2 separate regions of the Homo sapiens genome follow, and region 2 is linked to region 1. Evidence: chromatin contacts called from ENCODE Hi-C or POLR2A ChIA-PET data. All regions are on one chromosome and are shown on one strand. The core of a region is the stretch at or near the end of the contact, and the rest is flanking DNA. Distances in the headings are between cores, read along the strand shown. Region 1 holds the start of LSG1 (large 60S subunit nuclear export GTPase 1). Region 2 holds the start of DLG1 (discs large MAGUK scaffold protein 1).

Region 1 (6,019 bases), core at 1,011-3,510:
CCTGGTCTTATTTGGTCAAGATTTTTTAAGCCCTTAGAAAAGTAACAGTGGAAAACCAAAGTGTTTATTTTCTCCAGAGGTGACAAAATCTGGAAAAAGAAACTAGATGAAGTCCCAAGTTCCTGGTTGAGCTCTAGGAATGAGATGGTGAGTTTCTTTATCTCACCTCCTAGTATTATTATTAAAATGTGAAATCTTACTTCATGAGTTAGTTTGACCTTTAACCACTTAGCTCTGGAGAGAATGCCGGGAGCTGTCTGCTAATTCTATTTCGTGGGTCTTCTTCATATCTTACTTCTGGAGATTATGTGTAGGATTTTAAAGATACACTGTTTCTAAATTGAGAAATGGGAGAAATGATGTTCTGATGCATTCCTTTGCTCATCTGTGAGCACTGCCTTCTCAAAGCGTTGCCAACTGCTTCACAGCTTGCCAGCAGTCCCTTGGGCATTTCCCAAAACTCACTTCAATTCAGTAAGAGGGGTAAGGTGCAGCACACAGAAACCCTGGCAGGGAATTCAGAATGGGTGGGAGTCTGGACCCAGTTTCGCCTGATGCTAACTTGCTATGACTGACCTTTAGCCAGTCCACTTCTGTGTCTTCATTTGCACCAGGAAAGAGTGGACTACGCTTGCTACTCAAAGTGTGACCCAAGGACCAGTACTATGGGTATCACCTGGAAGCTTGTTAGAGCCACAGGCCTCACCCCAGAGCTTATGAATCAGAATCTGCATGTTAACAAGATTCCCAGGGGATTTATATGCACATTAAAGTGTGAAAAGCCCTAGGTTAAACAGATTCTTGATCCTATTTATTTCTTTTTGGCTGTTGTTTTAATTGACAACTAAAAATTGTTTATTACTTACGTTGTACCGCATAATGTTTTGATATATGTGTACATTGTGGAATGGCTAAATCAAGCTATGCTAGGTAATATATGCATTACCTCGATCCTATGATTTAAAAATACATGTTTGGCCAGGCGCAGTGGCTCATACCTGTAATCCTAGCACTTTGGGAGGCCGAGGCGGGCGATCACCTGAGGTCAGGAGTTCGAGACCAGCCTGGCCAAAATAGTCAAACCCTGTCTCTACTAAAAATACAAAAATTAGCTGGGTGCGGTGGCACGTGTCTGTAATTCCCGCTACTCGGGAGGCTAAGGCAGGAGAATCACTTGAACCCGGGAAGCAGAGGTTGCAGTGAGCCGAGATCATGCCTTTGCACTCCACCTGGGGGACAGCGAGACTCTGTCTCAAAAGATAAAAATAAATAAATAATACATGTTAACAACCCTCATTCCCCACTCTCCCCAGGGGTGTACAGGCTAGTGACAAGACTTGGGTTTATTCCTGACACTGCACGCACTCAATCTACGACTTGCTCAAGCTGCTTCCTCTCTCCAAGCATCAAAACAAAGAGATGGTTCTCTGGATCAATGAGAATGTAGTTCACCAGCCACTCTAAGCTGACTTTCTATTATTCCCATTATAGGGAAATCAAACATTCAAGTGAGGAACAAAAGCCCAGGCCTCTAGGAGTGGAGCTGGCTCACTGTTTTCACTTTCATTTTAATTATTTTTAAAAAGGGTAATGAAAATATAATTAGAACTGTTTAAACATTTTTTTTTTCTTTGAAATAAAGCGTAAGTCACTTCCTGTTGGCTTTTCCTACAACCTTGCCAAGCTCTGGAAATACTATTCAGCCTCTCATTCCAAATTCACATCCAGGCGAAGACTTTTCTCCCCAGTTCGCAGCTGGGGTCGGCTAGATAAACAAAAAGTTAGTTGCTGTGCTGGACCTCGGAGAGACCACACCTCGGGACGCCAGCAGAAAACCAGCGCTGGGAAACGCCCCCGTCCCAGCGCCACCGAAACACTCTTCCTCCGAGTCTCCGCGTCCTCCTGACGGAAGCAGCGGAAGGCGGAGCTAGTGCCGCGAATAGGAACCGCCATGTTTCCGACGTGCTCTAGTTTCTCGCCGGACGCTAAAGACCGACGCACAAATTAAGAATGGACCATTCTTTTAACTCAGTCATTTATCCAAACTCGAGACATTCGCCAGGAAATCTATCGAAAATTTCCCAGAACCATTTTTTCACTTATATTCTATAATACTGGTAAAATCGAGACGTAAAAGGAGAACTTGAGAACAAGTCATTCTGCTTTCCCCTCTCAAGTTTGAGCCTGAACTACTTGGGCTCGCTTATCGTCACTTCCGGGGATCGAACTGTGAATCCCGGAAACTGCACGCGCCGAGCCGGGAAGCTTCGTCCAGCGGTCGTGTTGCCATGGGCCGGAGGAGAGCCCCGGCCGGTGGGTCGCTGGGACGGGCCCTTATGCGCCATCAGACTCAGCGGAGCCGAAGCCATCGTCACACTGACTCCTGGGTAAGACAGACCATGTCATCTTTCTTATCTTTTCTGTCTAGCCTGAGTGCTGCAAAATTCGGGGTCAAAAGTCAGATAAGTTTTGCAGGAGGGACGCCTCAGCCGGGTTTTGAAGGATGAGTTGGAGTTTCTGCCAAGCTGAGTAGCAGGCCCTCCTCCTGGCAAGGCCCAGAACACAAAGGTAGGAGAAGCTTGAAAGAAGAGTTAGTGTGGTGATGAGGCGTGGAGTGAGAATCTGAAGAGTCTTCAATGCCAGGTCTTGAGTACGTTTGGGTTTTGCCCTAGAAGCCACTGAAGTGCTTGGAACTTCCAGAGCAGGAAAAAGACAAAACGTATTTTTGTATTGATTTGTTCAAAGAATGGATCCTCCAGAAGCGGTTGGTTACTGCCAGAAATATAAAATAATTCAGATCCTTGCCTCATCCTTGCGAAGCACCCCCTAGTGGTTTAGCTCAAAGATAAATCATTGATTTTTCAGGTGTGACAAGACCTAATATTTTACTAGGTTATAGAAGGATCTTTAAAAAAATGAATGAAGTGATTTGGCTTGTGTTCATCATTCTAGTCGTTATTTTCACCATTCATTCCCCCGGGAATGAATGAGAACATGTTGAGTGCTAAGATCGTGTGCTAAATTTAGTTAAATATGTCCCTGGAGCTAAGTAAGCGTGTGCCACTGTCACACCAGCTGACTTTCATCCATATAGTCTGCAGAGTAAACAGCATGGAGTGCTTATCAGTATTCATCAGGTCAGAGTTACTCTGGACATTAGATTACTGGTAATTTTTATTAGCTTTGAAGCAACTTGTTACTAATGAAGCCTTTTAGGAAACTGTGGGAAGATTGAACATGAATGGTAAAGAATTGGATCCTAATTCCTTATTTTTGCTGATTCTATGCCCACTTAAACTTTTGGCCCTTAATATTTATTTAGGAAATTCATTCATCATTCAGTTATTCATTTTTAGAGACAGGGTCACACTCTGTCACCCAGGCTAGAGTGCCAGTGGTGTGATCATAACTCACCAATTCACTACAGTCTCAAACTTCTGGGCACAAATAATCCCCCTGCCTCAGTCTCTTGAGTAGCTGGCATTACAGGTGCACACCATCAGGCCTGGTTGTTTGGTTTTGTTTGTTTGTTTTGGAGAGACAGGGTCTTGCTGTGTTGCCCAAGCTGATCACAAACTCCTGGCCTCAAGCAATCCTCCTGCCTTAGCCTCTTGAGGAGCTGGGGTTACAGGCACAAACCACCACGCCTGGCAATTTTTTTTTATTTGTATCTATACTAAGTATATAGCTTAGGGTGATGGTTATCAAACTCTGGGTTGTGTCTGGAAGTCAATTTAGTGGTCTGCAGCTAGCTGTTTTGTTTTGTTTTTATTTTTTCCCCAGCAAGATAGAGAAATATCAGAATGTTGCATGTAATAGGGTGTGGTTTCAGTATTCTTCTATTGCCATTTTACTGTACTGAACGGTACTTGAATGCTTGTATCATTATATGTACATACACCTTTGGGTCACTATGTAAAATGTATTTCTTATTGTGGGATTATATCAAATAAAGTTTTGACTAATTTTGACTAGCACAGTCAGACAATCTGGGTTCAAGTTCTACCTGTGCCATTTAGATTTTGACTATAGGCAAGTTATTTTATCTGCTGAAGCCTTAGTTTCATCATCAGTAAAATGGAAATACAGTAAAATTCACCTCAAAAGATTTTGAAAATTAATGAAATGGTGAAAGGGAACTGCCTATTGTGAGGTAAGAACGTGTTCCTTTAAACATTAACTATAAGTAGTATTGATTCTAAAGGGACTACAACCACCCTCAAGACCATAGACTAGTTGCAAGGAATTTTAGAGCTTATTGGATGCCAAGAGCAGAAGAGAGCAGCTGTATTTATCACCCTGTGTTTTTTCATAGTTGCACACAAGTGAACTCAATGATGGCTATGATTGGGGTCGTCTTAATCTTCAGTCAGTGACTGAACAGAGCTCCCTTGATGACTTCCTTGCTACTGCAGAACTTGCAGGAACAGAGTTTGTAGCTGGTAAGTTGTTTATTGCTGAGTGCAGGTGAGACTGTCACATTTCCATCTGGGGCTGAGGTTTTTTTTGTTTTTTGTTTTGAGATGGAGTCTCGCTCTGTCACCCAGGCTGAAGTGCAGTGGCGTGATATCAGCTCACTGCAGCTCCGCCTCCTGGGTTCAAGCAATTCACCTGCCTCAGCCTCCCAAGTAGCTAGGACTACAGGCACGCACTGCCACGCCTGGCTAATTTTTGTATTTCTAGTAGAGATGGGGTTTCACCATGTTGGCCAGGATGTTCTTGATCTCCTGACCTCGTGATTCGCCTTCCTTGGCCTCCCAAAGTGCTGGGATTACAGGTGTGAGCCACCGTGCCCGCCCTGAGTCTTGAACAATGAGTAGATGTTCAAAGGACAGATGAGATAAGACCTTTTACACAGACAGGCAGAGGACTCGAGCCCAGATGTGAAGCAGCAGCCAACTTTGTTCAGAAAATGGCTAGAAGTTTGGCTTTGCTGGTGCAGGGGGCGGGATGTGATGAGCACAGGTGCTGAGGAGGTGGGCAAGGGCCAGATTCTGGAGAGAACAAAGGTTTAAGGCTTTACAGGGCTTTAAGCACGTGTACAACATGATTTCAGATTTCATTGTTTAGTGTTTTTTGGGGGGATGTGTGGGTTCCAGCTTTAATGAGCTACACAATTGGCAACTAAAAATTGTATATAGTTATAGTATATAGTGTGACGTTTGGTTATATGTATATATTGTGAAATGATTACTAAAATCAAGTAATTAACGTATCCATCACCTCACATTGTTTTTTTGTGTGTGCGGTGAGAACAAGATATATACTGTCTTAGCAAATTTCATATTATTAACTAATAAATGTGTTATTATTAACTATGGACACCAGGCTGTACATTAGACCTCCAGAACTTATTCATCCTGCCTCAGTAAAACTTTACCGTTTGACCAGTATCCTCCTATTTGCCCCACTCCCTAATCTCTGGTAACCACCATTTTCTCTCTGCTTCTATGAGCTCGGCTTTATTCCACGTATAAGTGAGATCATGTGGTATTTGTCTTTCTGTGCCTGGGTTATTTCTCATAGCAGAGTGGTTCATTCATATTGTCACAAGTGTCAACATTTCCCTCTTTTGTAATGCTGAATAGTATTCCATTGTATACTACATATACCACGTTTTCTTTATCCATTCATACGTTGATGGGCATTGAGGTTGGTTCCATATCTTGGCTCTTGTGAATAGCGCTGCAGGGAACATGGGAGTGCAGGTATGTCTCATGGGTACATGAGATTTCATTTTTTAAAAGATCACTGATGAATTTTAAGGAAGCAAGATGAGTTAGGAGACTGTATCACTTTAGTCTAGCAAAATAGGCCAGAACTGAAATACAGGTAGTAGAAGAAGGGAGAAAATAAGAGGAACAAGAACACTTAAGGAGCTAGAGTAAACCAGACTTGATGGAGAGGGTAGTGTAAGTGAAAAAGAGTGAAGGGACAAAAATAAACTCCTGGGTTTCACAGTGAAATAACCACTTCACCCACTAGGATAGCTAAAATAAAAGAGACTATAACAAATGTT
Region 2 (6,019 bases), core at 2,445-4,944, 2.6 Mb before region 1:
CAGCTTTACCTGCTAGTATTTTGTTGAAGTAACTTCTTCTATTCGTCTATCTAACTATCGATAGACAGACAGATAGGACAGATATAGATAGATAGATAGATAGATAGATAGATAGATAGATAGATAGATGATAGATAGATAGATAGATATAGTGTGTGTGTATATATATATATATTTAATGAGGAAGTTGGAAAATTAGATCCAATATTGTGTCCTATTCAATGGCAGCTGCTCACTGCACAAAGTAAGGAAAACTTTGAGGAAATAAAAGTTGCTTAGAAAAATCCAGATGTCAGGGCTGGGTGCAGTGGCTCACACCTGTAATCCCAGCACTTTGGGAGGCTGAGGCGGGTGGATCACGAGGTCAGGAGATCGAGACCATCCTGGCCAACATGGTGAAACCCCGTCACTACTAAAATACAAAAAATTAGCTGGGCGTGGTGGCACATGCCTGTAGTCCCAACAACCCAGGAGGCTGAGGCAGGAGAATAGCTTGAACCCGGGAGGCAGAGGTTGCAGTGAGCCGAGATCGTACCACTGCACTCCAGCCTGGCAACAGAGCAAGACTCGGTCTAAAAAAAAAAAAAAAGAAAAGAAAAATCCAGATGTCATTGCTTTGTATGTTGTGATGATGTGGTAGCCAGCTCCAAGAAGATGGCCTCCAGTGAGTCTTACTTTCTGGTATTCATATCCTTGAGGCTGATCTAAGTAACTGATCGGATATTATGGAGTATGCTATGGTCTGAATGTTTGTGTCCTTCTTAAATTAATACGTTGAAATCTTCACCTTCAAAGTGATCATATTAAGAGATGAGGCTTTTGGGAGGTGATTAGGTCTTGAAAGTGGAGCTCTTCTAAATGGGATTAGAGCCTTTATAAAAGATGCCAGATAGAGCTTGTTAGTCCCTTGCACCATGGGAAGATGTAGCAAGAAGGCTCCATTCATGAGGAATGGGGCTATTACCAGACACTGAATCTCTTGGTGTTTTTTTTTTTTTTTTTTTTTTTTTTTTTTTTTTTTTTTTTAAGACAGAGTCTTGCTCTGTCGCCCAGGCTGGAGTGCAGTGGCGCGATCTCGGCTCACTGCAACCTCCGCCTCCCGGATTCAAGCAATTCTCTGTCTCAGCCTCCTGAATAGTTGATTACAGGTGCCTGCTACCATGCCTGGCTAATTTTTATATTTTTAGTAGAGACGGGGTTTCACAATCTTGGCCAGGCTGGTCTTGAACTCCTGACCTCGTGATCCACCTGCCTTGGCCTCCCAAAGTGCTGGATATTACAGGCATGAGCCACCGCGCCTGGCCATTTTTTTTTTTTTAATTTTTATTCTCATGACTGTTAGATCACATCTGATGGTGTTTTGATCTTGGACTACTTAGTCTCTAGAGCTGTAATACATTCCTGTTGTTTATAAATCACCCAGTCTAAGGTATTTTGTTATAGCAGCCCAAACAGACTATGACAGAGTGTCACTTTTGAGACTAAGTGATGAAAGGCATTGTGGCTTCTTCTGTCTCGCCATCTTGAATCACTTGCTCTGTTGGACGTCAGCCGCTACGTCATGAAGACACTCAAGCAGCCCTATAGAAAGGTCTTCATGGTGAGAAATTGAAGCCTCCGCCCAATAGCCAGCATCAACTTACTAGCTATGTGAATGATCCATGCTGAAAGAGCCTCCCGTAGTCCCCCTGAAGCCTTCAGATGACTGCAGCCCTGGCAGGCTTCTTGACTGCAACATCATAATGCCCTGAGCCAAAACCACCCAACTATGCCGCTCCTGAATTCCTGACACACAGAAACTGAGATAATATTTATCGCTGTTTAACTTACTAAGCTAATAAGTTTTAAACCCTTAAGCTTTGAGGAACTTTTTTTTTATCCAGCAATAAGTAACTAATAAAGATGGGTAGAAAGGAGGAATGAAGAGTAAAGAGCCTTTATTCATTGTTCATATATGTTCATTTGCTAGGCACTTGCTGCCGGCACCTTAGGCTAAGGGTAGAACAAGTGCTGGGTTCACTGCTGCTTTTGTACACCGCTGACAACCAAATAGGGCTGTCACACAGAATGACAAGAAAAAAGGACACGTCCTCTTTCCTCCCCTTCCTCCTTTTTGCTTTTAGGGGAAGGCTAGGATGACATTGAGAACTCACACAAATTTTGTTTTTGACTCCTCAGTGTCCCCTGGGAAAAGGTGCATTGGCCTTTGTGTACTTGCTACAAGGCTGTGTATCCTTGAGAGCAGGACTCGGATCTTATTTATTTCTATCCCCGTTTCCTAGCAAGTGAACATATATGAACAATAAATGTTATCAAGGGAGAGGGCAAATTTCCCTCCCTGTTTCTTCTGAATTCTGAAGAGATTCCATTGTTAGAATGGTTTCTTACTGCAACCATCCCATTCACAGTCCATCAGCGAAGTCTTGAGAGTATGATGCCTGTCATGAGCCACTTTCACTACTAAATAAATTCCGTCCCTCTGTTAAGTTCCCGGCTGTTAGGACACCTCTGCCTTCAGCACCGTTTGACCCTTCTATCCCATTTTCTCTATGCAATGTTGCTTTAACTGTTGTTCAAGATCCCAGGATGCTTGATCCGGGAAAGCACAGAGGTCTGCTGCCAACATACCAACATACCTCTCTGTCAAGTTGTCCAAAATCACAAGAGAAAGAGCCCTGGACTAGAGCTAGGAGACCTGAGTTCTCGGCTGCTCTGTTACTGATTAGCGTCTATGTCCTTGGACAAGTTGCTTCCCTTTTTCCGGACCTCGGTTCCTTGTCCTAGATAGGTTCTAAAGTCGGTGGGTCCTTACAGTAAGTTAGGATTCTAAGGTGCAATCCAAAAGTAAAACCAGTGGTCAGTATACCTCTGAGTAGCTGTTAAGGTTACAATACGAGGTTCCTCGGCCTTCCCTTTGGTAGCCAATGGATACGGCCTCAGTCAGAGGCCGTCAGGTTTACTGGGAAGAGCCTTCCGGTTTTGAAAGACAGGATCTCCGGGTTTCCAGTTCTGTCACTCACTCGGGGTAACTTTGGGCAAATTCTCTCTGGACCTCCTAATAGGGAGGTCCTCGTCACCCCGAGGAAGTTCGAAGACGTGGGCAGTGACTTGGAAAGCTTCCCGAGATTCCCCTTCTATAACCTGGGTGGCTCAGACCGGGAGCGGGGTCCCAGCCGGCCGGTAATTCCGCCCGGAGGTGCGCACGAAACAAACCTGCAGCGCTGGCCGAGGGCGGCTCAGCTTCGGAGGGCGCGACTCCGGGTGAGTTCTTAAAGGGACCGTCAGAGTTTGGGTAACACCTGCGATGCTGACCGGGCGGGGACGCAGGCTTGAGGGAAATGAATGAATGAATGAATGAGCGAATGAATGAACAAACCTTCTCTGCCCACCCTTAAGTATACCATACTCGGAATTAATCAGTTAGGCTTAAAAATCTTGTACTATAACCCTCAAACTCTTGCCAAGTTAACCAGTGTCTCTATTTCATATGTCCTTCTGTAATGAAACCCCTCCCCCCAAGCCTATTACTAAGGGACGAAGAGTAACTTAACAATCAGCCTGGAGTGGAAGGCAATGCAGAGTTGGCACCCCTCCCCGAACTCCTCCCTCTCCCTCTCCCAGGCCCCGCCCTCCCCGCCCCCTGGGAGGTGCAGTTGGCTCCTCCTTAAGGCGGCTTTTCCCCGGTGGGGATCTACCCCCGGGGTCGCCAGGCGCTGTCTCTGCCGCGGAGTTGGAAACGGCACTGCTGAGTGAGGTTGAGGGGTGTCTCGGTATGTGCGCCTTGGATCTGGTGTAGGCGAGGTCACGCCTCTCTTCAGACAGCCCGAGCCTTCCCGGCCTGGCGCGTTTAGTTCGGAACTGCGGGACGCGCCGGTGGGCTAGGGCAAGGTAAAGGCGGGCTCCTCCAGGGCCACCCCGGGCCACCTGTGGAGTCCGAGTGTTAACTCCTTTGTTCTCAGAGCCACTTCAGCGGCCGCCCTTTTAAGCGAAGAGGTTCCCTTAGGATGCTCCCCGGGTACCCCTTCCGTTCCCCTGCCCTCCCCCGACCCGCCTCCCCCTTCCAACCCGAAGGTAGCAGCGCGGGGAGCCCGGGGCTCGGCGCGAGCCGCCTCCTCACTTCCCATTGGCTGAGAGCGCCGGGAAAGCGGTCACGTGGGAGCGCGGCAGGCCAGCTCGGGGGCCGCCATCTTGGCGGAAAGTTTCGGGGGAGAGCGGTTGGGGGCGCGGAAGGAGGCGAGGTTCCGGGGGTGGGGCGTGCGGCAGCAACTGGGCGAGCGGGCCGGGGGGCCGCGGCGAGCGAGGAGGCGGCGCGGCCGAGAAGGAGGACGAGGCCGCGGGGGTGCGGCGGCCCAGGGGAGCTCCTCCCCCGTCCCTTCGCCCCCTCCGCTCGGCTCCGCGGGCCCCGGGCGGGGCGGGGGTACGTGGAGCGGGGCCGGGCTGGGGAGCTGCTCCGAGTCTGGCCGGGGCGCACCCCAGTTCCGAGCGCACGCCGCTCACCGGAACTTTGTGGCGGCGCCGCAGGTGTGGGGGCCCGCGGAGGTGTGCATGCGGGGCGCGAGGGCGTCGCGGAGAGCGGCCGCTGCCCTGTCCGGCCCCCGCTGGAGCAGCCCGGAGGCAGCGAGCAAGGAGAAAGGCAAGCGAGAGGAGGGGGCCCGAGCAGGGCGGGCGGCCAGTCCCGCTGGTCCCCTCTCAGCGCTCTGCGGCCGCTGCTGGCTCAGGGGCCAAGGGTCGGAGCGCTTCACCCGCCCGTACCCAGTAGCAGGTGGGGAGTGTGGATACTTGTGCGGGGGAAGAGGCGGCCTCAGGTCTAGGCTCTTTGGGGAGGGGACGCTTTCGAGGAGAGTTTGGAAGCCGACTTCTGTCTGTTCTTAATTTGGAGGGGTACCCACTCCAAGGAAAAGCTTTCCACGTTGACAGACAACTGCTGCGTTTTGAGACTCTTTCTTTGACTTGGTAAAACTTTGGAACGTGGGGTTTTCAAATAGGCTGCGAGGGTTTTCTATTTCGATAGGGGAAAATGCTAGTTTAACATGATTCTATCCTTTTTCCTTTCCGTTGTGTGTTTTAAAGGTGTGTGCCCTCTTCCTGATTCTGGAGAAAAATGCCGGTCCGGAAGCAAGGTGAGAGTTTATTCCGTAACTCTGTTGTCGATGTCACTTGCTTTTCCGTGTGTCAGTTTTTTGATTGCCGTTTTAGAATCGTTTGTGTAACTTTGATGAGACAGCACGGTCCTAGCTTTATTGCTTAGGGAATCTAAGCCTCATATCATTTCAGAAGATGGAAACACGAAAATGTTTGTTAAACTTTCTTAACATTTCTCTAGTGATTAAGAGAGGCAGTTAGCCCCCCCCCAACAGATGTCCTTAATAACCCTGAATTGGTGTTTTAGTATTTCACTCTATCATTCTTACTAAGCACTATTCTGTAAGCAACTGTGGGATACTAAGAATTTGTATTTTGAAATGTTAAAAATTTGGATTATGATGACAAATTGTAGATAATCTGCTTTTGCATTATCAGGTAATCTGAAACTGTTGCTAATACTTTGATCTTTTACTTTGGCAAACTACCAGTACACATTTATTCCAAACTGCTCACTCTCCTCCGTTTTCTAATGTGATATATGTTTAAATTTTTCTTGTATTTCTTTAATTTTTTTTTTTATTTTTTGGTCATTCTAAGGAATATGTGTACATGAACATAGTGACATCAATTGACCTGAAGGATTTGCGGAACTATTTAGATGTCATGCAGAATTATTTGCACTAGTATGTGATACTTTTTTTGTAAATAGAGAGTTTTAATCAGGCTCTGCTTTTTCTTCTCAGATACCCAGAGAGCATTGCACCTTTTGGAGGAATATCGTTCAAAACTAAGCCAAACTGAAGACAGACAGCTCAGAAGTTCCATAGAACGGGTTATTAACATATTTCAGAGCAACCTCTTTCAGGCTTTAATAGGTGGGAATTAAAACTTCGTAACTATTATGCCAGCTAGGCTTTATGCTCCTCTCAATTCA

What was found. Hi-C counts contacts between places; a loop is a spot of excess contacts on that map. ChIA-PET counts read pairs that join two places held with the same protein, here RNA polymerase II (POLR2A). Pooled maps may share reads with other maps.
Region 2: a map of CD14-positive monocyte shows a loop between it and region 1 (13-fold over the local background). The contact joins the promoter of DLG1 here to the promoter of LSG1 in region 1. A Hi-C loop is called at or near these places in 1 of 168 maps with a recorded cell type or tissue (CD14-positive monocyte) and 5 of 50 pooled maps. POLR2A ChIA-PET finds 5 or more read pairs at or near these places in 1 of 52 experiments (OCI-LY7).

The regions. Positions count from the first base shown.
Region 1 is chr3:194,668,432-194,674,450 of GRCh38, reverse strand. It overlaps LSG1 (large 60S subunit nuclear export GTPase 1), which reads left to right and starts at 2,260. Exons shown (of 14, transcript NM_018385.3): 1 at 2,260-2,387; 2 at 4,316-4,442. The coding sequence starts at 2,289. It overlaps LOC124909474, which reads left to right. Exons shown (of 3, transcript XM_047449428.1): 3 at 1-787.
Region 2 is chr3:197,296,287-197,302,305 of GRCh38, reverse strand. DLG1 (discs large MAGUK scaffold protein 1) reads left to right here and starts at 3,694. Exons shown (of 25, transcript NM_001366207.1): 1 at 3,694-3,770; 2 at 5,071-5,120; 3 at 5,829-5,960. The coding sequence starts at 5,102. It overlaps DLG1-AS1 (DLG1 antisense RNA 1), which reads right to left and starts at 4,059. Exons shown (of 3, transcript NR_038289.1): 1 at 3,696-4,059; 2 at 3,214-3,328. RefSeq lists silencers at 3,518-3,647, 4,138-4,767.